4 separate regions of the Homo sapiens genome follow, and regions 2, 3 and 4 are each linked to region 1. A link is a loop called in an ENCODE intact Hi-C map of the cell type or tissue named here. Cell type or tissue: Caco-2. All regions are shown on one strand. Each heading gives the region's core, and the rest is flanking DNA. Links, peaks and the distances in the headings are about the cores only.

Region 1 (7,952 bases), core at 936-5,935:
AGTTCGTGTAAGGATCAAATGCCTGGCATTGTACCTGGTGTAAGGTAAGTGCTTGGTAATTGCTAGCTATTATATTATAAGCTATTATCTTGTTATTAATATAATCAGTATCATCAGGATACAATCCCTTGAGATGTTGCAAGATTTTAAATCATCCAAAAAGTAAATCTGCAGATACGCGTATTAACCACCGCTTAAGGGGGAAATGAACACTTTAGGCTAAGTAAAGCAGAGTGACCAAAAGTCTTCCTAGTTAACCAGCCTGGCCCCTACTCCCACTCATTTCCCCAGCTTTCTGGTGAAGTGGAATTTTCCTGTTTCTCCATATGGGCTCCTCCCAGGCACACGGAAGCTCAGCTGCAGGCCGGGTGTTCTAAGTCGCTGCATCTCTCCCTTCCAACCAGTTCTCAAACTTATAGAGATTTTTTAAATGCTTGCAAGCCCAGCAGAATTCTGATTCTTACAATCACACTCTGCCCACAGCGGACACACAGAGCACAATCAGCCATGTGGAGGCAAAGCCGTCCCACGAAACAGGGGGTCACAATGCATTTGGGTGAAACCTGGCAGCAGCTGCCCAAGGGCTACCAAGAAACCACACGAAATCATCATCCCAAAGAGGTTTTGCAATGTGCACAAAATAAAAAGGAAAACAGAAAACAAAATCTCAAAGAAAACCTGTCACTTCTCTAAGGCCATGTCTTGATTTTTTTTTCCTCCTCTTTCTTCAGAGATGTCAATAAGATTTAAAACATAGCCTGTTAAAAGATTGCCTAAAGAAGGCGTGGACAGTCAAGAAAGAGAAATTCAAAGAACTCCTGGTGCCCCAAGCTTACCAGCGCAAGGCATAAAAACAAGGGTCAGCCACTTGGCACCCTGTTTCGGGACCATCGCCAGCCTCTGGTTCAGTCCAAAGACCAGTGTGGATTTCCTCCTCCTGCACTGGCCATGTTCTATGAGAATGGGAAAGCAAAAGTCCACGCTGTCAACAAGCCAAGGGAGATGCGAAAATGCCCAGAACACACACACGTGGAGAGTTCAGTTTTGAGTGTGGTTTAAAGAGTGGGAAGTCAGACCAATTCTGGTGTTTGAATCCCAGGCCACCAACTACTTCCTGAGAGACCCTGGGGGGGTTACTTAACCTCTCTGAACCTCAGTTTACTCTTCTATAAAATGGGAGGTAACTACTTTCAGAGTTGTTCCCAAATCATAATTGCAGGCAGCAGCTTATAGTAGTACACCCAGCATATGGCAAGCGCTCAAGAAATGTCAGCTCTTACCACCGTTGCTATTCTTATTCCAAAGTTGGTAATTGCCTCATTTGGTGATTTGGGCAATAATGTCAGGAAGTGCTTTTTGTTGCTGTTATCCAACAATGCAGTATGTTATCAGAAACTTACTTCCTAGGAGGTGTACATAAAAAGGGAAGGTGTGTGGTGAGAAAAAGAAAACAATAATAAGTAGCAGAATCATCTAACATTTGCAGTCTTACCATACAGAATGCACTCTGATATTTTACCCATTTTCCGGATGAGTTTTCAGGAAACTGAGCTGGAAAAGAGCTCAGGCAACCCGCCCAAGGTCACAGAATTTGGAAGCGAAGGTTACGAGGGCAGGAAACATGTTTGTCTCACTGTGCCCCTGTGCCAAGCATGAATGGTTCTCTTTAAGCCTCATTTAACATTCGACAAATATTTATTGATGCCAGCACTTTGCCGGGCATTATGCTGGGTATACTAGAGACAGAAGAGAACGATCACAGGGCTTAGGAGTCAGGTGACCTGGGTGACAAATCCCAGCTGGCACTCAACTGCTGTGTGACAATGAGCAGAGAGTTAGTCTCTCCGACCTTCAGTTATTGTGAAATAATTTCCCCTCATCCCACCTCCCTCATTCTGTAGATGCAAAGAGTCCATTAAACAACACCTAGCTAGCTGGCTGCTTTGGCAGGGCCTCAGAATTCATTCAACACTGGTTCCCTCCCCTCTGTCCCCCTCACACCCCCTCTACCTCCCAAAACAAGCCCTGGTTAACGCATCTATAAAATGAAGGTAATAGTAATATCCCTTCAGAGGGCTGTGGTGAGAACTAAATGAGGTCAAGTATTTGAAAAGTACTTAGACTGTAAAGTATTATAAAAACACAAGTTATTATTATTACAGGAATGCACCCCGCCTCTGCACCCAGCTGCCTCTTTGCAACCAGGAATTGGCTCTTTGCACCATGTCAGCAAAGCACACTCCATCAGGTAAAGCCCATCTGGTCCTCCAGCCCTGGATGAAAGGGAGAGGGAGAGTAGGGGGTTAGGAGGAGGGTGTGAACAGGAGCCGAGCTCTGCAGGATGCTCATTTCCAGGCAGGAAGAAGGACCACACAGCTGGAAGAATCCAGACACACGGGGTGAGGAGAGGGGGAGGTGGCTCTGCCACTCCTGAGATGGTGCCCATGACCTTCTTCCCAGCTGCCTCCCATCAGCATGGAGGCCGCCACATCTGTCTTCCTACCCACGTCAATCAAAGAAGCATTCCCAGGCCCCTCCAGTAGGTCAGGCACGTTCTGGACAACAAGGACCCTAAGGTGAGCTGTGAGGCAGCATGGCTGCCCTCACTGACCTCATTATCTTCAGGCCCAGAAGATTCATTAATTAAAACAACACAACACACACACTCACTTCTAAAAAGCTTACCCTCGGGCCACAGCACTTTCCAGTATTTTAAGAGGCATCCACCCACTCACCACCTATTATTCCTGCTTTTAAAGAAGGGCAAAGGTGACATTTCAGCAGGCCACCGGCTCAAAGGTTACAACAAAGAAACCAACAGGGGGGTTCTGGGTTGTCAAGCCTTTAACATAACGTAAACCTGCCTCCATCCGTATCACTGCACTTAAACTGTCAAACAAGGCGATGGTTTACTTTTCGTTAAGGGGCAGGTGTCAAGACTGGCTGAAGTCCACATGAAAAAAAAAAAAATGTCAGCTGTTCATGTGACCGCCTGCACACCTGAAAAATCAATATATCCAAAACACTCATCCACTTACCACTTTAAAACAGCAAAAGAAAAAAATCAACCACCTTTGACAATGCTTTTCTCCAAGTGGATTGGACCCTTTTTTTTTGTCTCTAAACATTATTTTAAATCGAAAGTACAATTTAAAACATATTTTCAGTTTATTTTTCAGTAAACTATCAGATAGCTATAACTTACAGAGGACCCAAGAGATGAAAGGGGTGACCAAGATTGGTGACATTTGAATTTGGCTGCAGAAACCCAACGGTTCAATTATGTCTGTGGAGTGAAGTCCTATGACCAAAAAGGGCAAAGCCCAAAGGGTCCCCTACTTCTCGCCACCACCCAGAAGGACTCATGGGCCACCCCCCCACAACCATTAGTGAGTCTTTCTAACGAGGACACATTCCTGAGACCTAGTTTGGTGTCACTGCCTTTATTACTGTGTCAATCAGGCAAGCAGGAGCGACTGTTAACCCCTGACTGACCCCAGATCCCACCAGAACGGCAGCCTCAACCACGCCGGGGTTAAGAGACTCCTGCTCTGTCACCATGGTGTGTCCAACATGTTTCTTTGACATCTCAAGCCAAGACACACGACATTCCTGTCCGTGAGGACTTCCCCAAAGGTGCTTGCTGGCAGAGAGAAGAGTGAGGATGCTCTACCATTCACTGCTTCCACCTTCTCTATCTGCCAGGACAGGTGCAATTTCTTACACTGGGTCCCATTGGCCCGGGACCCTCCCAAGATTTGTCCCTCCCTCTTGTGCTCCCTCTGGACGCTGCTTGGGTTTCCACCATCACACCCACAAGAACTTTCTTCACTTCCTGACTCTCCCAGCTGCCTCCCAGAGCCAGGCCCTGTTCCTCCCAGCACCGCAGCTGGCCGGTGCTAGGTGACCAGGAAATGTACACTGGACAAACAGATCCCGGCAGTCCACCCCAGCCAGAGGGAATCCCCAAAGCAGGCACAAACAAAAGGACTCAGGAGAGAGGCCAGGTGCAGTGGCTCACGCCTGTAATCCCAGCACTTTGGGAGGTCAAGACAGGCGGATCACTCGAGGTCAGGAGTTTGAGACCAAACTGGTCAACAGGGTGAAACCCTGTCTCTACTAAAAATACAAAAAAATACCCAGGCATGGTAGTGGGCACCTGTGATCCCAAATACTCAGGAGGCTGATGCATCATTTTATAGATGCATTTTGTAGATTGCTTGAACCTGGGAGGCAGCGGTTGCAGTGAGCCGAGACCGCGTCACTGCACTCCAATCTGGCAACAGAGTCTCTGTCTTTAAAAAAAAAAAAAAAAAAAAAAAAAGGACTCAGGAGAAAGCCTGCAAGGACCACTCAGTCTTTGGCTAGAGGGGAACCTTTCATGAAAGCAACATGTCACAGAGGCCTGAGAAGACCACTCACACTGCCCAACCCAGCATTCTCGGAGCCCAAAGGACAGAAAGAATGCAGCAGAGAACAACAGGGCAACACTCCCCAGAAAGATGACTTCACCTCCTCCCACCTCTTAAGAGTGGGTGATCTTTATTGAGCACCTACTATGTTATGTGCAGGCACTGGTCAAACGCTTTACGCAGCTCATGTAATCATCACCACCACTGACAATATAAATGTATGTGTTACCTCAACAGTCAGTGATGGAATCAGGGGCATGCATTAAATTATTCAGTGTCTCTTAGTGACCATAGTTCCCCCAGCACCCAGCACTGTGCCATCTCCACTGTGGGGACCCAGAACTACATGCTGACCACCCAAATGTTACCTTACTCTGCTCTCTCCAGCCCTTTTAATACACTAAGTTTATTTGTTTGCAAAAAGGATGCATTTTAAAGACCCCAGGTTTACATCTGCCCGCTCTGGATCTCAGCTTTCTAATCCATAAAATGAATAGAAACGTAACTCTGTTTGCAGTGCTGCTATGAAAAGTAAGAGACCCCATTAATAGGCCCAGCATAGGATTCAATAAAAACTTGTTTCCCATTGTCCTTTTTCTGAGAAATAAGGTGACTGGGACAGGAATGTTATCCCAATAATGACATGGCTTCAGAGATTCTCTCTGCTGGGCACACATCCTGCAAGTAGAAGGACACTGGATGGAGGGCAGGAAGTCTGCGGTGACCAGAGAGGGTGTCTCCAGTGGACCAGCCTTTCCCTGGCTCAACTGCAATAGGCCACACCCAAGAGAGCCCTCTGCTCCCTCCTCCTTCCCAGCCAGGCTCCAGCCAAGGAACACAGGGTTCCCCCAAGAATTTGTATTTAAAGATGTCTCCGTCACTGCAGTAAAGTTTGCAAAGAAGACGGCATGGGCAGGTGAAAAGTCCACCCGAGGAGGAAGTGGGCACATGGGATGCTGAGCTCCCGCTCCACCACTGGTCATTTGTTTCCTCGTGGGTAAAATGGGATAACGCCAGCTTCTACCAACCACACAGCACCCTGCATCAGAGCAGTCACTCCTGGCTCACAGAGGAAATCAATGAGAAAAGTCTCAGGCTCTGCCCCAGATATTACTGCCCTGTGGGACCAGAATCCCTCATGGTTTAAGAAAGTCTTACCAACTAAACACAGGGTCACTATAAGAAATCATTCTGGACAGTAGATCTCTATCAATTTTTGGCTTCATGACAGGCTAGGATTTGAGTATTCCTGGCTGTTCCATGTTTATAGGAGACAGAGTGGAAAGGAGTGTGTTGAGGAGTGGAGAAGAGATATCGCTGGTACAAAAATCCCCTTCTCTGCTTGCTGGGGGCTCTTTGCAAACTGGACATGAGCCTCAAGAAGTGGTCAGTCCTCTGGGTTTCTGAGCCTCCGGGCAGAGAGACACCAGCAAGTTTAGAGAACTGCCAGGCAGCAGAAGCTGCCAGGGGCACACGAGAGTGCTCCCGCGTGGGATGCTGTCAGGATCTGGTGGGCAGCGGAGGCATTCAGGGGACAGTGGCTTCTGATTAGCTGGCGGGTGCAGGTGCCCATCATGCTACTAAGGGGGAAAGTAAATCAAATCTTTCCTTTAAAAAAAAAAAGCCTGGCCCCATGATGTTCCTTTCCTCCCTCTCCACCAGCAGGGCAAATAAAACAACTCTCCAGCAGCTGATGAATTCAATTCCAGTCGAAGTCAGCTGGGATGAAGGAAGGGAAAGAGCGGAGAGCTCCCCACTCTGTCTCCAGGCTCTGCCGGAGCTTCAGGGTGCCCGCCTCGGCATGCCAAAATTGCACAAAGAAATGAAATATTACACACACTTGAGACCTACATGAATCAATCCAGAACATGCTGCGATAGAAAGGATAATTCTGAATCCCCACCCTCTCACCTCAAGTACATCCAGATCCCCAGGAAGCAAGCTGATTCCCCAGATATCATTAAATTTAGTAAACTTTAAATTTAAAACAAATACACCAGCCAGGCTCATGCCTGTAATCCCAGCACTTCGGGAGGCCGAGGTGGGCTGATCCCTTGAGGTCAGGAGTTTGAGACCAGCTTGGACAACACGGCAAAACCCAATCTCTACTAAAAATATTTTAAAACTAGCCAAGCATGGTAGCACGTGCCTGTAATCCCAGCTACTCAGGAGGCTAAGGCAGGAGAATCACTTGAAACTGGGCAGCAGAGGTTGTAGTGAGCCGAGATCACACCACTGCACTCCAGCCTGGGCAACAAAGCAAGACTCCGTCTCAATTAAAAAAAAAAAAAAATACACCAAGCATGGCCTAGCCTAGCAATACAGTACTTTAGTACGCCCTTTAGTACTGATTTATTACTGCGTTACCCTCAGGCAGATGGTCTTAACCCCAGACCCCAAGGAATGGCAGCCGCAACCTTGCCAGGTAAGGAAACCCCTGCTCTGTCACCACAGTGGGACCAATGTGTTTCCTTCACATCACTTGTCCACAATCTGAAGCACACGTTACGTTACTGATTCTCATCCTTCACTTTCTTCCATGTTTCTTTAATAAAGAAAATCAATTGAGCACAGGCACAGTGGCTCACGCCTGTCATCTCAGCACTTTGAGAGGCCAAGGTGTGAACCTTTGGCATCTTTGAGGCCCAGGAGTTTGAGACCAGCCTGGGCAACATAGTGAGACCCCCATCTCTACAAAAAAAAATTTTTTTTAATTAGCCAGGAGTGGTGGCGCATGCCTGTAGTATATAGTCCCAGTTACCTGGGAGGCTGAGGCAGGGGGATTGCTTGAGCCCAGGTGTTTGAGGCTGCAGTGCAGTGAGCTGTGTGCAGTGAACTGTTTTCATGCCACTGCACTCCAGCCTGGGCGACAGAGCTGAACCTGATCTCAAAAAAAAAAAAAAAAAAAAAGCTCATCAGGCAGGAAAAGCCCAGCAGGAGGATCACACCTGGCACGAGGCAGGGAGCTGCCAGGGCCTCATGCGCCTCCATTCTGGGGCAAGCTAATAATAAATAATAATACTTTGTGCTTCTCCGGTGCCTTTCATCTGAGGATTTCAAAGTGCTCTGCAAACATTAACTAATTATTCCTCACAGAATCCTGCAGAGACAGCAGAGGAATGGGATTGATGTGGCCTGGACAGGCAAAAATTTCAGAGTTTCTGCTTTCTTGAAACGGAATCTTGTTCTGTTGCCCAGGCTGGAGTGCAATGGTGTGATCTCAGCTCACTGCAACCTCCACCTCATAGGTTCTGGAGATTCTCCTGCCTCAGCCTCCCAAGTAGCTGGGCTTACAGGCGTCCGCTACCACGCCCAGCTAATTTTTGTATTTTTAGTAGAGATGGGGTTTCACCATGTTGGCCAGGCTGGTCTCAAACTCCTGGCCTAAGTGACCACCTGCCTCGGCCTCCCAGCGTGCTGGGATTATAGGCATGAGCCACTACAGCCAGCCAAAACTTCAGAATTTCTAATGTCCAAGGATTCCAGACTTTCCCAAGGTTGAAGTCTCCCATAAAGGACAGAAGGAGGAAATCTCCTTTT
Region 2 (7,952 bases), core at 1,751-6,750, 54 kb before region 1:
CAAATCCATAGAAACAGAAAGTAGATTGACAGTTGCCTTGGGCATGGGGGAGAAGGCAGAGTGGGGGAAATGGGGAGTGAGAGCTAATGGGTACAGTTTCTTTTAGGGGGTGAGGAAAATGTTCTACAATGGCGATATTGGTTGCATAGTTCTGCAAATATACAAAAAACCACTGAATTATATACTTTAAATGGGTGAACTGCATGGTATGTGACTAAACTTATTTTTTAATTCTGGAGTTTAAATTGGCATAATTACCACTATCTTATCTCTGTGTAACTGCTTTGTATTTTAATTTTGAGTACATTTTATTGGAAAAGAATATACAACTCTGGGAAACAGGCAGGATAAGAATTATTATTCCCATTTTACAGTAAGCAGAGGTCCACAGAGCTTCTGTTTTCTTTCCACTGCCTGGCTGAGTTCCTGCAGGACTCAGGGAAGAATGTAAATTACGGTGGAAGAAGGGGACCACAGGTCTTAGCACCCCAAATCAGGAAGGGATGATAACTAGCTCTTGCCAGATGTCTAGAAATGTTCTGTAGGTGGATCATACAGACATGCTACTAAACAAAAGGCATTGAAAAATGGCAGGTGGATTACTGAAATGTAATTCTTAATAGCATGAAATTCAGGTTAAACAATTTAGCTAAAAATGCAGGGGAGGGGGAAGAGTCACCTCTTTACTTGATATCTGGTGGGGTGAAAATACACCCAATTAGATGTGTCCATATAATTTTCACATCAAACATCCTGTGCTCCCAAAGGCAACTAATGGCACAGCTTGCTATGGATTTTCCCAAGTTTTCAAGAACAGTGACAGCCCTCTTCAACAAAGCCACTTAACATAACACAAGGTTAAAGTGGGAACCGCAAACACTTGCTTTTCTTAATTTACACCTTTCATTTACTTCCCCAGAAATGTCATAAAGGAACCATAGAATTTCTGATGTACTGTCAATAGATGGTTCCTTTCAAGAACAGCATTTAGAAAGAAAATGTGAATAATCCTACAAGGTAATCTGGAGCTATAACTTAAAACAAATAATAATTAGCATTTTGGGAGAAGAAAGATGATTTTGGTCTGGGTCTCTCACTTTAACAACAACAACAAAAAGACTAGTTCAGGTGTGGTGTTTCACGCATGTAATCCCAGCACTTTGGGAGGCAAAGGCAAAAGGATCACTTGAGGCCAGGAGTTCGAAACCAGCCTAGGCAATAGGGTAAGACCCTGTCTCTACAAAAAATAAAAAAGTTAGCCAGGCATGGTAATTCACACCTATAGTCCCAGCTGCTCAGGAGGCTGATGCTGGAGGATTGCTTGAGTCCAGGAGCTAAAGGTTGCAGTGAGCTATGATCAAGTCAGTATATCCCAGCCTGGGTGACAGAGCAAGATCCTGTCTTTTTTTTTTTTTTTTTTTTTTGAGATGGAGTCTTGCTCTGTTGCCTACGCTGGAGTGCAGTGGCGTGATTTCGGCTCACTACAACCTTCGCCTCCTGGGTTTAAGTGATTCTCCTGCCTCAGCCTCCCCAGTAGCTGGGATTACAGGCACGTGCCACCACGCCTGGCTAATTTTTGTATTTTTAGTAGAGACAGGGTTTCACCATGTTGGCCAGGTGTGTCTCGAACTCCTGACCTCAGGTGATCAACTCGCCTCAGCCTCCCAGAGTGCTAGGATTACAGGCCCCGGCTGTAAGATCCTGTCTTTAAAAACAAAATGAAACAAACAAACAAACAAAAAACTATTAGGTAAGTGGAAAACTAGGATTTTGACAAATGCAAATGCAATGACTTCACATTATCTCTTTCACTAACCAGGTAGGATCTAAACCCATGCTGCACCACAGCAAACAAAATTCAGCTCACAGGGAGCTATTCTCTGCACCACAGACCTTTCACAGCTTGAGAAGCTACTAGCTTTTACATCATCATGTCTGTGCAGCTTTAATCTTTTCTCTTTTTTTGAAGAATACCCTAGTAAACCAGAAAGATATTTTTTAAACACATAAAGTAATTGGCAACATTAAAAAAAATACATTTGCAAATTGGGTTGCCATTCATTTAAAGATACTCTTTTTTTCTTTTTTCTTTTTTTTTTGGACACAGAGTTTCGCTCTTGTCGCCCAGGCTGGAGTGCAATGGCACGATCTCAGCTCACTGTAAACTCCACCTCCCAGGTTCAAGCGATTCTCCTGCCTCAGCCTCCAGGAGAGCTCGGATTACAGGTGCCCATCACCACTCCCGGCTAATTTTTGTATTTTTAGTAGAGATAGGGTTTCACCATGTTGGCCAGGCTGGTCTCGAACTCCTGACCTCAGGTGATCTGCCCGCCTCTGCCTCCCAAAGTGCTGGGATTACAGGCATAAGCCACCATTACCCCGCCCATTTAAAGTATTCTTTTCAGGCTGGGCACTGTGGCTTATACCTGTAATCCCAGCATGCTTTGGGAGACTAAGGTGAGAAGATTGCTTCAGCCCAGGAGATCAAGGTTACAGTGAGTTATGATCTGGACAACAGAGCCAGACCCTGTCTCTAAATAAATAAATAAATAAATACTTTCCTATATCTGAGTCTATTCTTTAGTTGCTCAATGAACACATTAAAGCTGAGCTTCTCAGCTTTGGCACTGTTGATGTTTTTGATAATTCTTTGGGAGGGTGAGGGGTTGCCCTAGCAGCATCCCTGCCCTGTGCCCATGAGATGATGACAGAAGTACCCCCTGCCCAGCTGTTACAACCAACACTGTATCCAGATGTCTCCTGGGGAACAAAATTGCCCCAGCTGAAAACTACTGAGGTAAAGGCAACTGGTATGAAAATCTGCCTATGGCGTGGAGGCCCCAGCTTTAAAGTTTATTTGGATCACTGTAGTAGTCAGTAGCAACATTAAAACCATCCCATTCAAATCCAAATACTCAACCGAGATCAGGAAACCCAGCAAAATATGGTGCTGGTGTCAATGTGTGATGAGCCCCGCAGTGATGAGTGTGCAGCCGTCAGCAGTGTGCCAAGGTCCCGCACAGTCCGACAACTCTTTTAAATGTCCCTAATATTTATAAATGTATGAAGTGACAGGATTGACATTAGCAAGATTAATATGTTGCTAATTGACATTAGCAAGATATGGAAGGAGGGGTTCCCATATGTGTTTACGTCTTGTTAAAATCACACAGCTTTAGTAATCTGCTAATCATAATAGCCCAGTCACTCAAGAAAACTCTAACCACCCCCTTTTTGGACAACGGGAAGAGGGGTGTGGGCTGGTGGTAGCAAACTGGCAAAACAATGATATTTTTATCTCTGATCTCTTTAAAGAAATAATCCAAATACAAAATAATAAAGAGTCCATCTAATTCACAAATCCAGAATGTTCTGCATAAAGTAAGTCCAAGTATCTAAAAGATCCAAGATGACGTCTGTGCTCCAGGAAGAAAGGTGCCAGCTTCAACACCCTGGCTGACCTTTGGTGTGTTAGTCAGCCTGCGACCGCCCCAGAAACCACCCAGAGGTGACCAGCTACAGCCAGCTCACCAGCGGCCGACACCAGAGTCAACAGCAGCACCGGATGTGGAATGGACAAACCCCAGACCCAGCACACGACCCTGGTGCCTCTCTTACAGAGCAGAGAAATGCTATAACGTATCATCATTCCTGGGGTGTGGTCTGTTTTCTGGACGCTGCGCCAGCAACTCGCACATGGAGTCGTCCAGGCCGCAAGGATGGGCGGCAGGCAGCAGGGCCAGGCAGTCCGGTGTGGTGAGTCACACTGAGGCCCGCAGGTTGGGAAGCAAATAAAAAAGGAGATCGGGAAGCAGCTCTGCAGGGCGGAGCCAAGAATGTCTTGTGACCTTTGTTTTTTTTTTTTTCTTAAAGACGGGGTCTCACAGTCGCCCAGGCTGGAGTGCAGTGGTGCAATCACAGCTCACTGCAGCCGCAAACCCCTGGGCTCAAGCGATCCTCCCGCCTCAGCCTCCTGAGTAGCTGGAGCTATAGGAGCACACCACCACCCCCAGCTAATTTTTTTGATTTTTTTTTTTTTTTTTTTTTTTTTTTTTTGGTAGAGACCGGGTCTTGCTTTGTTGCCCAGCCTAGTCTGAAACTTCTGGGCTCAAGTGATCCTTCTGCCTCAGCCTCCCAAAGTGCCGGAATTACGGAGTGAGCCACCCTTTTAAATCCAAACACTTTGGTGATCATGAAAATTTAGGCTTTCAGAGTTGACCATCACCAAGATGATAATTCAACATTTCTTTCTCTGGAGGACCCAAGCAGGACAGGGAACAGAGCTTATGAATTCCACCTGTGGTCAACGAGTTGTAGACTGGAAAGACACCTGCTTGAGAAGTGAGGTGGACCACACAGGATGTCTGAGTGCCGATCACCTTTATGTTTCTCTCTATCTCTCTCTCTGTCTCTCTCTCTCTCTCTCTCTCACACACACACACACACACACACACACACACGACCTGGCCCTGCCCTAGGTACACATGGCTGGCCACCAGCACCTAACTAGGGTCCACTTCCATTCCTGGGGACATGAACAGCATAGTTGCTCTAGCTCAGGGGCTGGGAGCATCACTTGGCACTTAACACCTGAATTTATTAAGAAACCTCAAAACCATGGTCTTCACATTTTTACCTGGACAGCAGAAAAGGTCTCAGGCCCAGTGCCATCACAATCATGATGTATGGAGACTCGTGCTGCTTCTTTTTTCATTTCTTCCCAAAAGGCAGGCAAGAAACAACAGATTGCTTGCTACAGATCGAGGCAAGAACCAATACACAACAGCCCGAGTCACCTGTGTGCACCACAAATAAAAACTTCTCATATTCCACTGCCAGTTTCCCAAGCATGCACAAGATTTTGGGTTGGCTCTTTTTATTTAAGTAGTTTAAAAGCAACTGATTGGCTGGGTGTAGTGGCTCACGCCTGTAATCCCAGCACTTTGGGAGGCCAAGGCAGGACGCTCACCTGAGGTCAGGAGTTCGAGACCAGCCTGGCCAACATGGTGAAGCCCGGTCTCTACTAAAAATACAAAAATTAGCTGGAGGCGGTGGCACACGCCTGTAATCCCAGCTACTCAGGAGGCTGAGGCTGGAGAATCGCTTGAACCCGGGAGGCGCAAGTTGCAGTGAGGCGAGATCCCACCACCGTACTCCAGCCTGGGTGACAGAGCAAAACTCCATCTCAAAAGAAATAAAAAATAAAGGCCAGGCGCGGTGACTCACGCCAGTAATCCCTCCCTTTGGAAGGCTGAGGCGGGAGGATCACAAGGTCAGGAGATCTACACCATCCTGGCTAACACGGTGAAACCCCGTCTCTGCTAAAAATACAAAAAATTAGTCGGGCGTGGTGGCGGGTGCCTGTAGTCCCAGCTACTCTGGAGGCTGAGGCAGGAGAATGGTGTGAATCCAGGAGGCAGAGGTGCAGTGAGCCGAGATCGTGCCACTGCACTCCAGCCTGGGCGACAGAGCAAGACTCCGTCTCAAAAAATAAATAAACTAATTAATTAATTAAAATAAAATTAAAAATTTTTAAAAAGCAAGTGATTAAAAAGCTCTTCCACCTCCCTTATTAAAACAGTAATTTATTAAAACAATCATTCTCCTTGGAGAGTACTGCTGAAGCAGAGTGCACCCACAATTCCACTTACTCCAGCATCCACAGTCCCAGCCAGCCCCTGACCTGGAGGAATCCACTCATGGGGGGTGGGGGGGAGTCCTCCAAGGATCTGCACCAATGTGACCTGCCTGATAGTGTCTGTCACATTGATAGTGACCTGCCTGATAGTGTCCCTCCATTGACAGGGTCTCTATTGTGCTAGGCCTATGAGCCTAGGGGCAGCCAACTCACACACAACTCGCCCTGCCATGTCAGCTCTCAGCTTGGTTGCAGTCCAGGCACCAGGAAGGCTTGGTCCCGTGCCCAGTCCCAACACTGATAACATTCCCTACAGCTGCTGCCCAGAACGGAAAAGGTAAAAGATTCCTCCCTCCTGAGTGTGAACTTGGGGAGAGAGGTGGCGGGGGGACGGGGTGAGAATAAAGACGAGAAAAGGAGGGGTTTCCTGAAATTCCCCTGGAGTTCCTTTTAGCACCAAGGGAATCGGTACCATATCTTCATGTCTGTTCTGGGATCTCAGAGACAGACTCTCAAGCTTCTCTTGCTCCAGTGGACCCTCAAAGCAAAAACTCTCCCATGTCCTCCTGCAGCATTTAACCCTCTGCTTGCCAACACAGCAGTCACAAGGTATTAAAAAGGAGGAAGCACTCCATCTGAAGTCCTGGGCTAACCCAGCAAACATTCTACCACTAAATAGAACATGGCTCATTTCTACTCAAAAAGTCAACTGGGGGTTTCTACATTCTGTCTTCTTGTAGCAAAGCGGGTAGGGAGGCAGGGTGGAAGGAAGCAAGAGAACAGTGAGTTCCAGAAGGCCAAGCCTAGGGCGACATCTGAGCTAAGATTCCATCAAAAACCCTTCCATTTGCTAAGTGAAAGAAGTCAGTTACAAAAGACCACGGGCCTATGATTTCATCTATATGAAATGTCCAGAATAGGCAAATCCATAGATGCAGAAAATATATTAGTTGTTGCCTAGGACTGTGGGACTTAGGGAAAATGGGGAGTGGCTACTAGGAGACACGGGGGTTTTGTGGAAGGTGATGAAAATGTTCTAAAATTGACTGTGACGATGCTCGCACAACTCCTGAATCTACTACAACCACTGAATTGCATGCTTTAAATGGATGAATTGTAAGGTATGTGAATTATATCTCAATAACTGTATAATTTTTTAAGAAGGAGGGTTCCTTGCTTTAACTATAGCAAATAGAGCTTTCACTCTCCCCTGGCTGAAAATTTCCTAAAGATCATCTGGAAGACCCTTAGCAATATTTAGGTAAGCTATTAATGTGCTTGAGACTTCAGTACCTTCTGTGGGGATGATAGTATCTACTCCAAAATGTCACGAGGATTAAGTTTCAAGATGCACCTAAAGAGCCTAGCACAGTGCCTGGCACATGATGATTCCCGCAGGGCTCTCCTTTATGGGAAAGCCTTGACGCGGGTCCCGCAGATGGGCCATAGCAAGCAGCTAGGATCTGTTTGGGATTACATGAGATTCTACAGGAAAGTGGTGTCCCCAAACATTTATTAGCTCAAAATATGCAGGGAAAGCGAGGAAATGAATACTGAACACCCAGCAGATACCAGACAAAGGGCTAAGAACCTTATACCACTCGTTAATGCAACATTAAATTAATTAATTCATATATATATATATATATATAAATTTTTTTTTTTTTAAGACGGAGTCTCACTCTGTCGCCAGGCTGGAGTGCAGTGGCACCATCTCGGCTCACTGCAACCTCCGACTCACTGGTTCAAGGGATTCTCCTGCCTCAGCCTCCCGAGTAGCTGGGATTACAGGCACTTGCCACCACACTCAGCTGATTTTTGTATTTTTAATAGAGACGGGGTTTCACCATGTTGGCCAGGCTGGTCTTGATCTCCTGACCTCATGATCCACCCGCCTTGGCCTCCCAAAGTGCTGAGATTACAGGTGTGAGCCACCATGCCCGGCCCAATAATTTTTTTAAAGACTGACTCCTGCTACCTCCCACAGTGATCTCCCTGACACCGACCAGCCATGTGATCCAGTGGGAGCCGCTATCTTACGCTCACCAAAGCATTCTTGCCACTAGTATTCTTGAATATCTGGTTTTACAAAGGAATCTCAATCAGGCCGATGAATCAGCTCTTGCAGATCTCAACTGTACCAAGCAGACACGAGAACCTGTGAGGGAGTGGCTGAAACATCCAGCGAGGGGCCCTCAATGAATACACTGTACACTGACTACATACACAGTCTCTGAATGGGCAGAAGGCCAGACTAGTCTATGCCTTTTAAACACTTCCCAATTCCATTTCTAAATAATGTCTGAATGTCAAT
Region 3 (7,952 bases), core at 1,277-6,276, 68 kb before region 1:
CAGGGTGAAACCCTGTCTTTACTAAAAATACAAAAAATTAGCTGGGCTTGGTGGCGCGCACCTGTAGTCCAGCTACTCGGGAGGCTGAGGCAGGCGAATCGCTTGAAACCGGAGGCAGAAGTTGCAGTGAGCTGAGATTGCGCCACTGCACTCTGGCCTGGGCAACAGAGCGAGACTCTATCTCAAAAAAGAGAGAGAGATTATCAATAGGTAATAAGAGTATAGGTATTTACATTTTCTTTATGTATTTTTACAGTTTCTAGTTGTCTTATGTGGCTATTCATCACTTCCTACGCCAGAACAAACTTTTAAAGATGACTTATTCCACATTTTGTCTCTCCAACAGCAAGACTTATGTACATATGTATTACTCCAGGTCTCTGCCTGCTGGAGGCACTGCTTTCTGTCCCTGTGGCTGTAACACATAGCACAGCACCCAATAGGTATACAATAAATGTTTTTAAAGACAGAGGCTTTATTATTTGGTTCATAAATATTCACTTTTCTTTTTTTAAAAGCTAACACTAGTACTAAATCATTTGCTGTTTAAACCTAAGAGTTCCTTGAAAATTTTTCATCTGCATTGACTTTTGCTTTTCTGAAGATAAAAGCATGTTCTAGGTGTTATTTTTTCTTCAGGACTATTAATTTGAAGAGAACTGTTACTCCCAAGCACTGAGCAGTGTGGGGTATTGACACTGTATTGAATTATTTAAAGGAAATTAACAATGCTTCCTGTCCTTGGAGAGCAACATCTGCGAGTAAAGCCATTCACGGCTGCCTCAGGTAGGTATTGTCGAGGCAAAGTGGGCATTTTCCAGCACCCTGAATTTTAAAAGAAAATCTTTAAGTTCTAAATTACTAGTAACGAAGGCAAAGTTGAGGTGGTAACTTCTCCTCCATTGTGAACTGTGAAGAGTCCCAAGAGACACTTCCTGGGGCCAAGTTTAATGGGATAATGTTGTGCTCCTCATTTTCACAGAAGTTACGTGTGGCACTGGATCACGAGGGCCTTCACTGGGAGCCAGGCATCCTGGAGTCATGCGAGCACCACCCTCCACCCTCTCCTTGTAAACAGGCGTTTTTATGGCTATGATATCCCTATCAGCGGTCAGCACACCCAGACATCATGGCACCCAAAATGACAGTGACCCAACAAGAATTCAGGGATCGCAGTGGATGGGCCCTGCCCTAGAGAGAGGTAAACTTTGGGTGGGCGGCTTCATTTTAGAGCTAGCTCATCTCATACCGTGATTCTGCTCCGAGACCTACCTCAATACACCAGGGCTCCCCAACTTTTTGTAAGGAGTGGCTCCTTTTCATGTCCCTGAAGACTTGAGTGCTGACAGTGAAGTCTGAGGGGGGGTAGAAGTGCTGACAGTCATGTCCCTGAGTGCAGCAAGGGAGGGGGCTCTGCTGCCAGGAAGAAAGGGGAACAGAGTAAGGCTCGGGAGCGAGGGGGACACGTCACCAAGGCACACACAGCCCCCAGCCTTCCTTTCTGCCCTAACCCACATTTCTATAGAAGCTCCATGATAGAGGGATTACAGTTCCCAGCACAAATCAGAACTCTCCTATTTCCCTGCCATCCAGCTCAGGGTCCCTTCTAGGAACATCTGAAATGCAACCTCCTCCAGGCAGCCTTCCTGTTGTGTATTCCCACCCCTACCCACCATTCTCCTAATGGGCATGGCCTCCCCTTCCTCTGAGCCTCTCAAGAACCAGTTAGCTAGCATTTTCTCTCTCAACTTACCTTACTGAATCTATTAGTTATGTGAAATTGCTGATATTTCTGTCCTACAAAAATACAATTACATATGGTTCCACTTAATACTTCAGCTGTTTGGGGAGCTGATCTTTTTTTTTTTTTTCTAAGAGATGGGGTCTTGCTATGTTGCCCGGACTGGACTTAAACTCCTGGGCTCAAGCAATCCTCCTGTCTCAGCCTCCCAAACAGTTAGGACTACAGGTGCACGCCACCACACTCAGCTAATCTTTTTATTTTTATTTTATTTTTTTGTGGAGGCAGAATCTTGCTATGTTGCTCAGGCTGGTCTTGAACTCCTGGGCTCAGGCAATCCTCCTATCTCGGCCTCCCAAAGTGTTGAGATCTCAGGCAAGCGGCACCATGTCTGGCTGATCTGTCTTCACTCATACCTTAACACCTTTTCCTCTGCCAGGCGACAGTCTTTTGAGAAAAGCAACTATACTACCAATTCTGGACCCCTTGAAAGATCCAGCAGCACACACCTTGGGTGCTCAAGAAATATGCGTTAATTTGAATTTCAAACCCTATCACAATAGCTGCTACAGTTTACTGACGGCCTACTCTGTCTGGGGCCCTGGACAGGAGTGTGCCTCTTACTCCATTAATCCTCACCCCTACCTTATGAGGTAGGTAGTATCATGCCCATTTCACAGAGGAGGAAACTGACTCAGAGACTGTAAGGAGCATGCCCAAGGTCACACTGCTAGTAAATGGCAGAGGGGGAATATAGCTCAGGTCCCAGTCAACTCATGCAGGTGCCTGCTGTAGAGACCCATTGGCCTGTCTATGGCTCTATAAACAGGCTCTATAAACAAGAGAATTTAGGGCTGTAAAAAACAACTTGGGGTCCAAGAAGGGCGATTTCACAACCAAGAAATAATATTCTACGTTTCTTTTTAAAAAAAAAGAAATAGCTATGCCCTTTATGTTCATTGTAAAAAGTTTTATATGAAGAAAAACTCCATGAACGATTTTTTCATGTAATTTGTTCAGGATTAAGAATAAGAGATTGAGGATAACACCAACATCTTGTATGTTTTTACGTTCACTATCACAGTAGACATAGTGGGTATGCAAGACTCTGGAAAATAGGAAATTGACAAAAATAAAGGAAAAAGTTATACAACAGCAGCCACATCTTTAGAGCAGTGTACATGGTTACCATAGTATATGGTATTCCCATGGGCCTCAAGTTTATCCAGATGGATTAAAACCATCCACAGGCAAAGTGAGCTCTCAAAATGAGAGGGGGCCATTGCTGCCCCATAACTGGAGCTACTCCAGGGCCCACGCTGGCTGCAGCTGACCTTGTGTCTGGATTTTGAGAGCCACCAACCAGAAGCTGAGAGATCTGCCCCCAGGAAGGGAAGCCGAGCACCAGAGGAAGTACTCCGTTCTCCACCCCTGGAGGTCTAAGGTCTCCGTCTGGCAAGCAGAGCCTCCCACTCTGCATTTCTTCACAGAGCTGATTTGTAAACAGGAGCGTGAGTCATTCGGCAAGCATGAGTCCATTTGAAAGATCAGCCCAATTTTACAGCTAAGGCTATCCTATTCAGTCCAGCCACAGCAATGACTCACCTTACTGCCTTCCACCAAAGGTGACTTGGTTAGCCCTCCAATTGTTTCTAGAAGGAACCCAGCAACATGAGGGTTTAATCCTTGTCTGCTGGCTTTATTTTCTAACACAATGCTGAGAGCAAAGAGGCAGAGTTACCAAAGTGCCTCAGAGAATGCGTTGGGAAAGAAATGTATCCATGGTTGCCACAGACCACATGGTCTCCTTTATCTTCCACGGGCATTTCCTCATGGCCTTTACTCTTAGAGGAAATTGTACATTATGGAAATGTTAAACACACACACAACCTCTCTGTACAGATCTAGATATTCTTCCATGCCTGGGAACCTCAGAGCCAAATTTATAGTTCACGTCCAACAGCGCATCAGGGGCTACTGGCTTTGAACTTGTAGAATTAACCTTACCCCTAACCTTATTCCCCACCTTATGTTACTGGGCTACACTTATTGCCCTTTTTTTTTTCTTGTGTGTGTGTGGCCTGTAGGAGGTTTATTACCCCCTCAAGACCACACTTTCCCACCACCCCCTGCTTTCCTCTTTAATGTTCTTAATTATTCATTTCCAATCCTCTTACAGAATACAAAGTCTTAATAAATGACTTCCAATTTTAGGGGGGTAGGAGATGTCTTACAAAAAGTTCAAATGTATATACAACTACAGAATCTTTTTATATCATGAGAAAATAACTATAGTTTTTTTTTTTTTTTCCTTTTGAGTCTTTCTTAAAAAACAAACAAATAAAAAACTCTTCAACAAATCCTAAAGACCAGGAAATAAACATCTGCTGAGTTTTCTGCTCAGTGTCCATTCATGATTTTTCTGGTAACAATACTGCCAGTTACTTAGGGGGCAACCCCCTGACTCTAGAGCCATGTAGCTTAGTGGAGTGAACCCCACCCCCAGCTTCAGAAGTGGGAAAGTTTACACAGTCCAAGCTCACTCAGACACTGCAAGCCCTTCCCATAGATGCAGGTTCAGAATCAAGGTCACAGACTTGTAGGGAAAGATAAGATCTCTCTGGACTTGAATAAGCCTCTGTGCAGTAAAACCAACTGGGAGGCAAGCAGAGCCCAGAACTGGAAGGAGATGGTTCTAATACATGGGCCCCTGGATGCAACCATGCCTGATGCCTGATCATTCTGGACTTTTCAGTTATGGATCAATACATTCATTTTGCTCAGGCCAGTTTGAATTGGGTTTGAGGAGAGAGGAATTTAGACTCAAGCAGTCCTCACCTCAGCCAGATTGGCCTCCATAGTTGTCCATCCACGAATCAAGGGAGGATGTGGGAAAAATTGAAGGTGTTACAGGATAAAAGTAAATGAAGGCCTCGTGAGTTTCATGCTCCTGACATGACGAGTGGGCAAAGTACTGAAGTAGGGATTTGGTGCTTCTTGAAAGAATGAAGCAGGTGGCCAGTCTCTGCAGAAAGAAGACAAGGACCTTCAGCCACCACCCACCTGCTGGAATTGCCCCAAGGGCCCTCCTTCACCTCTAGTGTCCCTGTCACCGCCACTGGCAGCACTGAGCTATTTCATGTCATTTCATGGTCTCCATAATGCACCAGATCCAGAAAGTAGAGACCACAGATGCTGAACAGCACTAAAATCTGCCTCCTGGCTTTCTCCAGAAACACTGCCTATTTGTGACAGAGGACCTCAAGAGGTGTGTTTCTCCTGCGGAAAGTGAAGTTATGAGGCTGGATCAAGTCAAGAGAGAAGGTAGACTGACAGGGCTGCTGGGTTTGACTCTCACTGGTGGCTCAGCCCCTGATGTCAATGTGTGCTAACCAGATCTGAACACAGCCACGTGGATCAAGAATCAAGGTATGCCACCCATAAAGTCGTAGTAATATTTGTGTATTCCATTATCTTGCTTCTTTATGAGCTTACTGCCCCACTCCACAACTAGCTGGGTAATATTCAAACGCTAATGCAATCGAATAGCACCTAGTAAGCCAGAAAATACTAATTGCTCTGCCAGGAAACATTTAAAAATGAACAAGTATAGAAAGAGGTAAAAAGCATTTGAAAAACAAAACCCCTAAAAATACAAAGGCCTCCAGAGATGAGAATTTTGTATGAAATAATGTCACTCAGGGCTGGGTGTGGTGGCTTACACCTATAATCCCAGCACTGTCAGAGGCCAAGGCTGGAGGACTGCTTGAGCTCAAGAGTTCAAGACTAGACTGGGCAACATAGCAAGACCTCGTCTCTACTAAAAATTAAAAAAAAAAAAAAAATAGCCAGATGTGGTGGTGCAGGCCTGTAGCTACTCAGAAGGCCAAGGTGAAAGGTTTGGTTAAGCCTGGAAGATCAAGGCTGCAGTGAGCCATGATTGTGCCCCCGCACTCCAGCCTGGGTGACAGAGGGAAACCTGAATAAAAAAAAAGAAAGGTGTCAATCAGAGTAACATTGGCCAACACCTGTTGGCTGTTAGAAGAATCTCAACCAACCTCACAGGCAAGAAGAAAAAGGCAACAGCTTTACTCCTCTTTGCCTCAGAAAACTCTGGTGGTGATTAATTTTATGTGTCAGGGTTTTTTGTTTTTTTTTTTTGGGGGGGGGTGGCTTGAGACAGAGTCTCACTTTGTCACCCAGGCTGGAGTGCAGGGGTGCAATCTCAGCTCACTGCAACCTCCGCCTCCCGGGTTCAAGCGATTCTTGTGACAGCCTCCCGAGTAGCTGGGAATACAGGTGCACAACACCACTCCCGGCTAATGTTTGTATTTTTTTTGGTAGAGACCGGGTTTCACCATGTTGGCCAGGCTGGTATCCAACTCCTGGTCTCAAGTGATCCGCCCACCTCGGCCTCCCAAAGTGCTGGGATTACTACAGGTGTGAGCCACCATGCCTGGCCTTATGTGTCAGTTTGACTAAGTCACAAGGTGCCCGGATATTTGGTTATACACTATTCTGGATGTTTCTCTGAGGATATTTTTAGATAAGTTTAACATTCACTGAGTAAGGCGGATGGTCCTCCTTGATGTGAGCAGGCCTCAGCCCATCAGCTGAAGGCCTGAACAGAATACAAGGCTGATCTTCCTCCAAACCAGCCGGCATCCTCCTGAGTAACTGCCTTCGGGCTTGAGCTAAAGCAGCATCTCTGGGCTCCAGCCCACCGGCCTTTGAAAAGGAATTACACCATCAGTTCTACCAGTCCTCCAGCCTTTAGACTCAGACTAGAGCTGCACCATGGACTCTCCTGGGTCTCCAGCTTCCCAGCTACAGACCATGACACTTGATGATGCAGATTATGGAATTCCATGACTGGGTGAGCCAGTTCCTTATTACAAATCTCTCTATATAAACACATACATCCTATTGGTTTTATGTCTCTGGAGAACCCTGACAAATGCATATGGATTCAGATTTTCATGTATTTTCTCCTCCACAGCAAGAGGGAATGGATTTGTGCGTCTCTGAAAGATCAGAGTTTTAAAATGAAATGAGTCTTAGAAATCATCTCATTTAATTCTTTATGATTTTCTTTAAATCTCCAAGTCTAGATGTAAAAGGGCCTGTCCAGGACCACACAGCTAAAAAAGAGCTGAAACTAAAGCCTAGATTTTTAAAGACTAGAGTTCAAGGTTCTATGCATAAATGGAAGAATTTTCTTTTGGAAATGCCACATCTTTGGAACAATAAGAAATCCATTTAAAAGAAGGATATTGCTAAGGGCCATTCCACTAAAAAAGCAAAGTACTGAACTGACAATTTTTAAAAATTGGTGAGAAGGTAACATCCTCATATTTCTTATCATGTATTCACACACAAGGATGCCAAAAAACAAAGAGCAACCATCCAAACCAGCCAACCCCACGTACACACGCGTAACCTTGGAGACAGGTAAGGTCTTTACAGGTCACACTGATCCAGCTTTATGCACCATCGATAATTCTCACCTCTGAAGATGAGGTAACTTTGATGGGAACTAATTACATCTGAAATACACTGTCAACTTACTGCAAAGGCAAAGAAACTGCCATCAGGGCTCCAGATAAGCTACCATTTTTATCGTAAAGACAAGCCCAGTTCCTCCCCAGACCGGGATATCATCACTCACATGGCAGATGTATGCAATCCTTTTTTCTCATTATTATTTTTTTTTAATGTGAGCATGTGTGAGTGGCAAGGTGTGAGTGGCAAGGTGTGAGTATGGGCCCACACTTGCACGTGTGTGTGTGTGTGTGTGTGTGTGTGTGTGTGTCTATCAGTATATGTGGAGGGCAGTGTCCTAGAGTCACGAATGGCAAGTGTCCAGGTCACACATGGCACCTCCCTCTTCCCTTACTACCTCCATAGCACACAGCCACTCTGCTCAAAGTTGGCACGAGTTGGAATGTAATCACCATCTCTGCACTCAAGGCATGCAGAAATGAAGTCTACCTCAGCCCTCAAAGACCTCACCTGAGAAAAAGACAAGGCTCCAAACAGAAGGCAAAACAGAATGAGCATAGAAAGAGACCACTTTTTCACATACCTTTACAAAGCACTGCTCACCCCTCCTTAACCTCGCACAGACAGAGCATGGGGCCTCAGTGTCACTGCCACTGCCACCCTCCCACTGACTAGCTGTACTCTCTGAATTTCTGGGGCTCAGCTTGAC
Region 4 (7,952 bases), core at 1,850-6,849, 49 kb after region 1:
CTGAGGCAGAGAATTGCTTGAACTCAGGAGGCAGAAGTGGCAGTGAGCCGAGATCGCGCCACTGCACTCCAGCCTGGGCAACAGAGCGAGACTCATCTCAAAAACAAAAACAAAAAAAAAGAAAATACCAGCAGCTGACTGCCATAGGTCAGACCTCGAGGCCCACCTGCCGTGGCCCATAAGAGGCACACGTATGGCTGATACGACAGTTGTTTTTTTCTTTCTGGTAGTTCCAGTTAAAGACTACCAGACATTGTCTTGGTATCCTCACCAGCCCTCTTCCGAACTAAGTGCCCTAATATGGTGGAGAATGAACAGATACAAATATCTCAACTCGTACAAATACAATGATATAATTAAAACAGATATAAGTTTTAAAATGATATAAGTAAAAACGGTAAAACTAGATTGTTTTATTTTATCTGGCCAATGTAATCCAATTGCTATTGGCTTAGACAAGATGATAACCTCTCCTGGAAAGATAGAAAGAAAGCCGTGTTGAAAGATAGCTGCACTGGACTCCTGGATTCTTGTCTTGTCCCGTGTCCACCAAGTGGTAAGAACTGGGACCAACCCATTCACCTCCATGCACCTGTTTCCTTGCCTATTAAAATGGACTGTATCAGCCTGGGCAACAAGGTGAGACCCGTCTCTACAAAACAATTAAAAATTGGCAGGGTGCAGTGGCCCCCACCTATAATCCCAGTACTTTGGGAGGCCAAGGCGGGCAGATTACTTGAGGTGAGGGTTCAAGACCAGCCTGGCCAACATGGTGAAACGCCGTATCTACCAAAAATACAAAAATTAGCCAGGGCGTGGTGGCAAGAACCTGTAATCTCAGATACTTGGGAGGCTGAGGCAGGCGAACAGCTTGAACCCAGGAGGCAGAGGTTGCAGTGAGCCGAGATGGCACCACTGTACTCCAGCCTGGGTAACAGAGTGAGACTCCATCTCAAAAATAAATAAATAAAATTAAAATTAAACAATAAAAAAGGCTTACAATAGTTGTTCTCTAGTGTGACTGTGTGCATTAGAATCATCCAGTGTGGGGAAGTGGTAGCAGATTCCAGGATCCCCTAGACCAGATGCCTCAACCTGGCCTGCTCACTAAAAGCTGGGAAGCTTTTGCAACCCAGGGATGCACAGGCCACAACCCCCAGAGATGCTGACTCGGTTGGTCTAGGGCAGGGCCTGGGCTGAATATTGTTTGAAATGCTTCCTGAGTGAGTATAACCTAACAGTCCAAGCTGGGAACCCTTGCCCTAGTCCGGTGGTTCTCCAAGAGCTATCCCCAGAGAAGGAACACAGCATTAATTAAAAGCTTGCAAATGTCAGGACCCGTTCCAAGCTTACAGAACCTGACACCCTGGGGGTGGATTCCCAGTCTGCTCTCCGGGTGCCCTCCAGGTGATACTTGAGCTTGTGAAACACTGACCTAATCCCTAAATGAGAATCTCCAAGGAGTAGAACCCAGGATTCTGTACTTTTTACCAGGTCCCACGTGATTTCTATGTGTGTTGCCCAGAAGGCTGGTTGGTAGCCACTGCTGTAAGGGAACCCCTAGACCACTGTGAGCATTACTTTGAGCAGGCAATAGTTACCATAAGCCTATGTAGGACAATCTCTCTCTAGTCACACTGTCTGGGTTTGAATCCTAATTGGCCTTGGGCAAAATATCTCAGGTATCTGTTTCCTCATTTACAAAATGAGGATAATGGTGATAATACCAGTAACTACACCTTTCAAATTTCCCTCTGTGTTGTTATGAAGAATCAATAAAGAATTCACATATGCTGGGCGCGGTGGATCACGCCTGTAATCCCAGCACTTTGGGAGGCTAAGGCAGGCGGAGAGCTTGAGCTCAGGAGTTAGAGACCAGCCTGGGCAACATGGCGAAGCCCCATCTCCACTAAAAATGCAAAAATTAGCCAGGTGTGGTGATGCATACCTGTAGTCCCAGCTACTCAAGAGGCTGAGGTGGGAGAATCACCTTAGTCCAGGGAGGTCGAGGCTGCAGTGAGCTATGATCACACCACTGTGCTCCAGCCTGGGTGACAGAGTGAGACCCTGTCTCAAAATAGTAATAATAATTCACAAAAAGCATTTAACACTGGATCCCTCAAGAGAATTCAATAAGCATAAGCAGCTATTATTACTAACTACTGTTATTGCCTCTGACCCCAAAGTCTAAGCACCTTATTGTCCAAGCTACTCTTCCATAAACAAATGCTTTTTCTCAAGCTTTGCAAAAGTATCTGGCTGTCTTCACATAAGAATGGGAAAATAAAGGCCTCAAAAACTCACTGGAACATAAGGGCAGTCCAATTTCTCATTCAAAATAAGAAAATATTATCCCAATGTAGTACTTAGCCAGCCCTCACTTTTTATTTGGCTAGTGAAAATGACTGGGACAGCCAATAAATGATCAATTGATTGGTTTCAGAAGACTCTAAGGCAGCAATTCTCAAACTTCAATAGGTTGAAAATCACAACCCTGATTAAAAATGACGGCCAGCGGGAGGCTAAAGCAGGAGAATCCCTTGAACTCAGGAGGCAGAGGTTGCAGTGAGCCGAGATCGCACCACTGCACACCAGCCTGGGAAATAGAGCGAGACTCCGCTTCAAAAAAAAAGGAAAGAAAAAAATGACGGCCAGGCCCAGTGGCTCACACCTGTAATCCCAGCACTTTGGGAGGCCAAAGCAGATGGATCACCTGAGGTCAGAAGTTTGAGACTAGCCTGGCCAACATGGTGAGACCTCGTCTCTACTAAAAATACAAAACTTAGCTGGGTGTGGTGGCACACACCTGTAGTCCCAGCTACTCAGGAGGCTGAGGCGGGAGAATTGCTTGAACCCGGGAAGCGGAGGTTGCAGTGAGCCGACATCACGCCACTGCATTCCAGACTGGGTGACAGAGCAAGATTCCATCTCAAAAAAAAAAAAGTAACTCCTGTCCGGGCGTGGTGGCTCACACCTGTAATCCCAGCACTTTGGGAGGCCAAGGCAGGAGGATCATCTGAGGTCAGGAGTTCAAGACCAGCCTGGCCAACATGGTGAAACCCCCGTCTTTACTAAAAATACAAAAATTAGCCAGGTGTGGTGGTGCACACCTGTAATCCCAGCTACTCAAAAGGCTGAGGCACGGGAATCGCTTGAAACCTGGGAGGCGGAGGAAAAACCTCCAGCCTGGACAACAGAGCAAGGCAGAGGAAAAACTCCAGCCTGGACAACAGAGTAAGGCTCTGTCTCAAAAAAAATAAAAGAAAAGGAAAATCTAACTCCTGGACTACACTGGAAACCTAACTCAGTTTGGGAACGGGGTGTTTATAAGTCAGTATCACTAGAATTTAAATATTAAAAATTAATATTAAAATATCACTAGAATTTAAGCTTGGTGAGAGCAAGGGATTTTTGTCTGTTTTGCTCACTGATGAATTCTCCAGTGGCCTGGCACACATTAGATGCAAATATTTTTCATGAATGAACATTCTTCTGAGGTATGGACTTAAATTAGCTAATTAGGTTAAAACTCATCACCATAGCAAGTCAATGAACCTCTTGAGCAAGTTACCTGCCATCCACAGGTTCTATCAAACTACTCTAGTGAAATGATCTCTCTCTAATTCTTCATTCCTTTGTGGAAAATGGACATGAAATGTCACAGCCTAAGTCTGCTACAGCTCTAAAGGAAACGTGAGGAAGTGACTGCACCAAGGGCTGAACCTGTTTCCAGGAGTTCTTCACTTAGCCTGGATCTGCTGCTCAGCCAAGAGAGCAAATCCTCATGAAAACAAGAAGGCCAGGGAACTTGTGATGGGTGAGAGGAAAGGCCCAGAACACAAGAGACCCTCATCAAAAACCTGAAGTGGGAGAAAGTCAAGCGCCCTGCAAACACTGCCACCTCATTCTTCAATGCTGGGCCAGTCCGCTGGTACTAATTTCTGGCCATGCTCATCACAGTATGAAGGGTCTGCTCAGACACAGACATAGACTCTGTGTCAACGCACCCCAGGAATCTTAACAATGTTAAGACACGGACAAGACTGAACATCCAGTTCACATCCAGGAATAAGTGGCCAACATGGGGTAAGGACACTCTCCAGTTAGTATTCTTCTCTCCTTGGCTCCAAAAAGCACCCAGGCCCTGGAGGAGGGTCCTGGTGGCCTTACTGATTCATGGTGGAGGAGTTCTAAGACCAAGCAGAAGGTTAGGCTTTGGTAAAGCTCAGATGGGAACTTGCAAGCATAAGAACAAGAGGGAAAGTAACCCCCACTGCACAGTATCCACTCCTCAGCTGTGTAAACAAATAAAATGGTCCATTTCTTCTGGATCCTCTCCTAGTTGTCTTTGTGTGGACGCACAAGCGCGCACATGCACACACACACACACACACAAACCACTTCAAATCTAAAAAGAATAACAACCAAGAAAGGTTTACACAGTTTGTTTTTGCTGCATGTGGAGGTTTTTCCTAAATCACATCTGACTTGGTGTTAAAACATTAACCTTTGGCCAAAACGCTCTTAAAACAAAGGCTTAATTGGCTCAGAAGTAGCCCTTCCAAAAACCAAGGGAAACATCTTCTGTGGGTCTCGACCTTCATCACAACAGTGCTCATAGGTTTGGAATAATGCTGAGAGTAGGAGTGTTGGAAGGGCTTTCTTCATGAAGGCAATAGAGATGCCTAAACATTATCTACAATCACCTGCAGGGCATTCCTGGGAGACAGCTCTGTTTACACACATCTGCAATGTGGGTCCACCTCTGGAATTCAGCCTGCTAGTCCTCCTCCCAGGTTAATGGAGACAGTGGGAGGAGTTCCTAGGAGCTGGGGCCAAAGGCCAAATCACTGCATGAAGGGGCCTGCACCGGAGCTTGGGCAATTGGCCTCTGATCACACCTAGATAAATTTACTGCTCACCCTACACGTATCACTCACATACCTAACAACTACTGGCCCTGTTGCAATGACAATACTCAAATCCAGCACTCAAGTCTCTCTCAGAAGGTCAGTGCAAGACTAAACACACATTTACCCCATGCCCCTCCAAGTCTACTCTTGGTGTATAAACAGAAATGGAAATATATGTTTCCCCAAAAGATGTGTGGGAGAATGTTACTAGAACTTTATTCATAATCGCAAAAAAACTGGAAGCACTCCAAATATCCAACAACGTAGGAAGGATGCATGCACTGAAGCATATTCATCAGTGGAATACTACTTGGCCATGAAAAAGAGCAAACCATTGCTACCCAAAATAACATGGATGAAACTCACAGACATATGCTGAGTGTGGCCAGACATGAAACAGTACATTCTATAAGATTCCATTTACATGAAGTCAAAAAACAGGTAAAACTAATCCACAGTGATAAATAAAACTAACAGACTTTTCAGTGGGGGCAGGGGAGAGAGGAAGAAGCCAAATAACTGGAAAAAGGGGGAAACAAGGTAGACTTCTGGGGAGCTCTTTATCAGAAGTTAGCCTCTGGGACCAAATACAGCCACTGCCTGTTTTTTTCTAAATAAAGTTTTACTGAGACACAACAAGGAATATATATATATTCCTTTGGGTTTATCATTGACTGCTTTCAAACCACAATAGAAGCGCTGAGTACAGTTGACCCCTGAACCCCCAGGCCAGGGACACCGAACCCCCACACAGCTGAAAAGCCGAGTATAGGTCAGGCCCAGTGGCTCACACCTATAATCCCAGCACTTTGGGAGGCCAAATGGCCGGATCACGAGGTCAGGAGATTGAGACCATCCTGGCTAACACAGTGAAACCCCATCTCTACTAAAAATACAAAAAAATGAGCCGAACGTGGTGGCAGGTACCCGTAGTCCCAGCTACTAGCGAGGCTGAGGTAGGAGAATTGCTTGATCCTGGGAGGCGGAGGTTGCAGTGAGCCGAGATCACGCCACTGCACTCCAGCCTGGGCGACAGAATGAGAATCCGTTTCAAAAAAAATGAAAAAGAAAACCCGAGTATACCTTTTGACTCCCCAAAAACTTAACTAATAGCCTACTGTTGACTGAAAGCCTGACCGATAACATAAACAGTCAATTAATATATAATTTATGTATATATTATATGCTGTATTCTTACAATAGTGTAAGCTAAAGAAAATGTTATTAGGAAAATCATAAAGAAAACATATTTACTATTCATTAAGTGGAAGTGGATCATCATAAAGGTCTTCATCCTTGCCGTCTTTGGGATGAGTTGGCTGAGGAGGAAGAGGAGGAAGAGAAGGAAGAGAAGGGGTTGGTCTTGCTGTCTCAGAGGCAGAAGAAAATCCATGTCTAAGTGGATCCATGTGGTTCAAACTCATGTTGTGCCATTCAAGGATCAAATGTAGTTGCAACAGAGACTGAGCGGCTCAAAAAGCCCAAAACATTTAGTGTCTGGCCCTTGACAGTAAAGGTGTCCCAACCTCATTCTATATATATTGATCTGAGTAATGGTTTCATGGACGTTCACATATGGAAAACTTCATCCACCTCTCTACTCTCTACTAAAGTTCTGTGTACTATGTTACATGTATATTATACTTCAATAAAACATTTTAAAAGTCAATAGAATTTTAAAACAATGTCTTTTCTAAAAGATCTTTTAATTTTTGGCCAGGAGCGGTGGCTCACGCCTGTAATCCCAGCACTTTGGGAGGCCGAGGCAGGAGGATCACCTGAGGTCGGGAGTTCGAGACCAGCCTGACCAACATGGAGAAACCCCATCTCCACTAAAAATACAAAAATAGCCGGGCGTGGTGGCACATGCCTGTAATCCCAGCTACTCGGGAGGCTGAGGCAGGAGAATCACTTGAACCTGGGAGGCGGAGGTTGCGGTGAGCCGAGATCGCGCCATTGCACTCCAGCCTGGGCAACAAAGAGCGAAACTCCGTCTCAAAAAAAAAAAAAAAACTTTTAATTTTCTTTCTAGTTTCATTTGTGTTATCCATTTTGGGAGAACGTGGCCATCTGAGTTGCTCTTGTCTTTTCAAAACCAAGGGGAGCTAGGAGGCTGTCAAAAGTAGGAAAGATCTAAACATAGCAACTGCTATTGTGTCCAAACCTTTTATAAGAAAGTGACGTGTCTATAGAATCACCCAAGGCCATTCATATAAACAGTGAGCTTGGCTGAGTCCTGAGATTACAGGAGGGATGGGAAGGGAAAAGAGTATGAGTCGTATGAGTCTAATGTGATGCACAGGGTCATAGTACTCTGGGTTATTTTAGGATGTAGCTTAGGAGAGCAACAAGCTCAGCTTCTATTGAAATCTAGTATTTATTAAGGTTGAACAGTTTTAAGTTTCCAGGGACAATAATTCTGCCCCGACAATCACGCTGCATTTAGTCTTAAGTTGGAGAATGGAGCGAAAGGAACATATCTGCTCTATGCCACATCCAGAGCGAAAAGATTATGAGCTCCCCAATGTACTTTGGGAACAATTTCATTTCGTCTAAGCTTTCCCCTTCTTTTCCCTTTGCTTCTTTGGTTTTGCTTTTTCCATTTATCCTTTGAGGATCAAACTAAAATTACAGCTAGATGCCATTTAGCTTGGCCTTGTGCGGGTCTAGCAGAGACTGAGGGAGAATGAACACTGCAAAAGCATGGTGCTGGGTCTCTAATAAAATGTCTCTCTGTTTGCCCACATGGGCATCAAGCCTTAGCAAATAGAAGCAGAGAACAATACTACCTGTTCATGGAGGAATAGTAATGGTTTCAGTCCTCCAAAACAATGAGCTCTGTAATTTACTCCATCTTCCTCCTGAGAAAGAGCTTCACATGGCCTGCACCGTGCCAGGTGGTTTGGAGAAAGACGAACTGCTCGGCCTAACAAGGGGCACTTCAGCAACGGGTGTAAAGATACAACAGCTGGTCTGGTCTGGGCTAGTCTCCCAGTGACATGGCCCCAGCCAGCCTTTCCACACCAAGATAAGGATCAC

Evidence for each region. Hi-C counts contacts between places; a loop is a spot of excess contacts. Peaks named below come from ENCODE experiments on the same cell type or tissue, not always from the same donor. Only the 100,000 strongest peaks of a DNase experiment are listed, where the experiment ranks them.
Region 2: it touches region 1 in a loop (6-fold over the local background); 10 of 110 quality-filtered maps call a loop at or near these places.
Region 3: a loop joins it to region 1, with 3 times the contacts of the local background. A loop is called at or near these places in 6 of 110 quality-filtered maps.
Region 4: it touches region 1 in a loop (3-fold over the local background); 31 of 110 quality-filtered maps call a loop at or near these places.

The regions. Positions count from the first base shown.
Region 1 is chr10:113,014,817-113,022,768 of GRCh38, reverse strand. The region is part of intron 4 of TCF7L2 (transcription factor 7 like 2); the gene reads right to left. Among named protein-coding and RNA genes, the nearest start is that of SNORA87, 27 kb to the left of the region's middle. RefSeq lists an enhancer at 1,966-2,503. In Caco-2, for the core only: no CTCF peak of the experiment used is centred there; DNase peaks (open chromatin) are centred at 2,519, 2,828, 3,513 and 3,898; H3K4me3 peaks cover 197 bases.
Region 2 is chr10:113,069,608-113,077,559 of GRCh38, reverse strand. The region is part of intron 5 of TCF7L2 (transcription factor 7 like 2); the gene reads right to left. Among named protein-coding and RNA genes, the nearest start is that of SNORA87, 28 kb to the right of the region's middle. RefSeq lists enhancers at 717-1,310, 2,621-3,390. In Caco-2, for the core only: no CTCF peak of the experiment used is centred there; a DNase peak (open chromatin) is centred at 3,759; H3K4me3 peaks cover 287 bases.
Region 3 is chr10:113,082,861-113,090,812 of GRCh38, reverse strand. All of the region lies in intron 5 of TCF7L2 (transcription factor 7 like 2), which reads right to left. Among named protein-coding and RNA genes, the nearest start is that of SNORA87, 41 kb to the right of the region's middle. RefSeq lists an enhancer at 3,574-4,126. In Caco-2, for the core only: no CTCF peak of the experiment used is centred there; a DNase peak (open chromatin) is centred at 3,252.
Region 4 is chr10:112,966,610-112,974,561 of GRCh38, reverse strand. All of the region lies in intron 4 of TCF7L2 (transcription factor 7 like 2), which reads right to left. Among named protein-coding and RNA genes, the nearest start is that of TCF7L2, 20 kb to the right of the region's middle. In Caco-2, for the core only: no CTCF peak of the experiment used is centred there; a DNase peak (open chromatin) is centred at 4,801.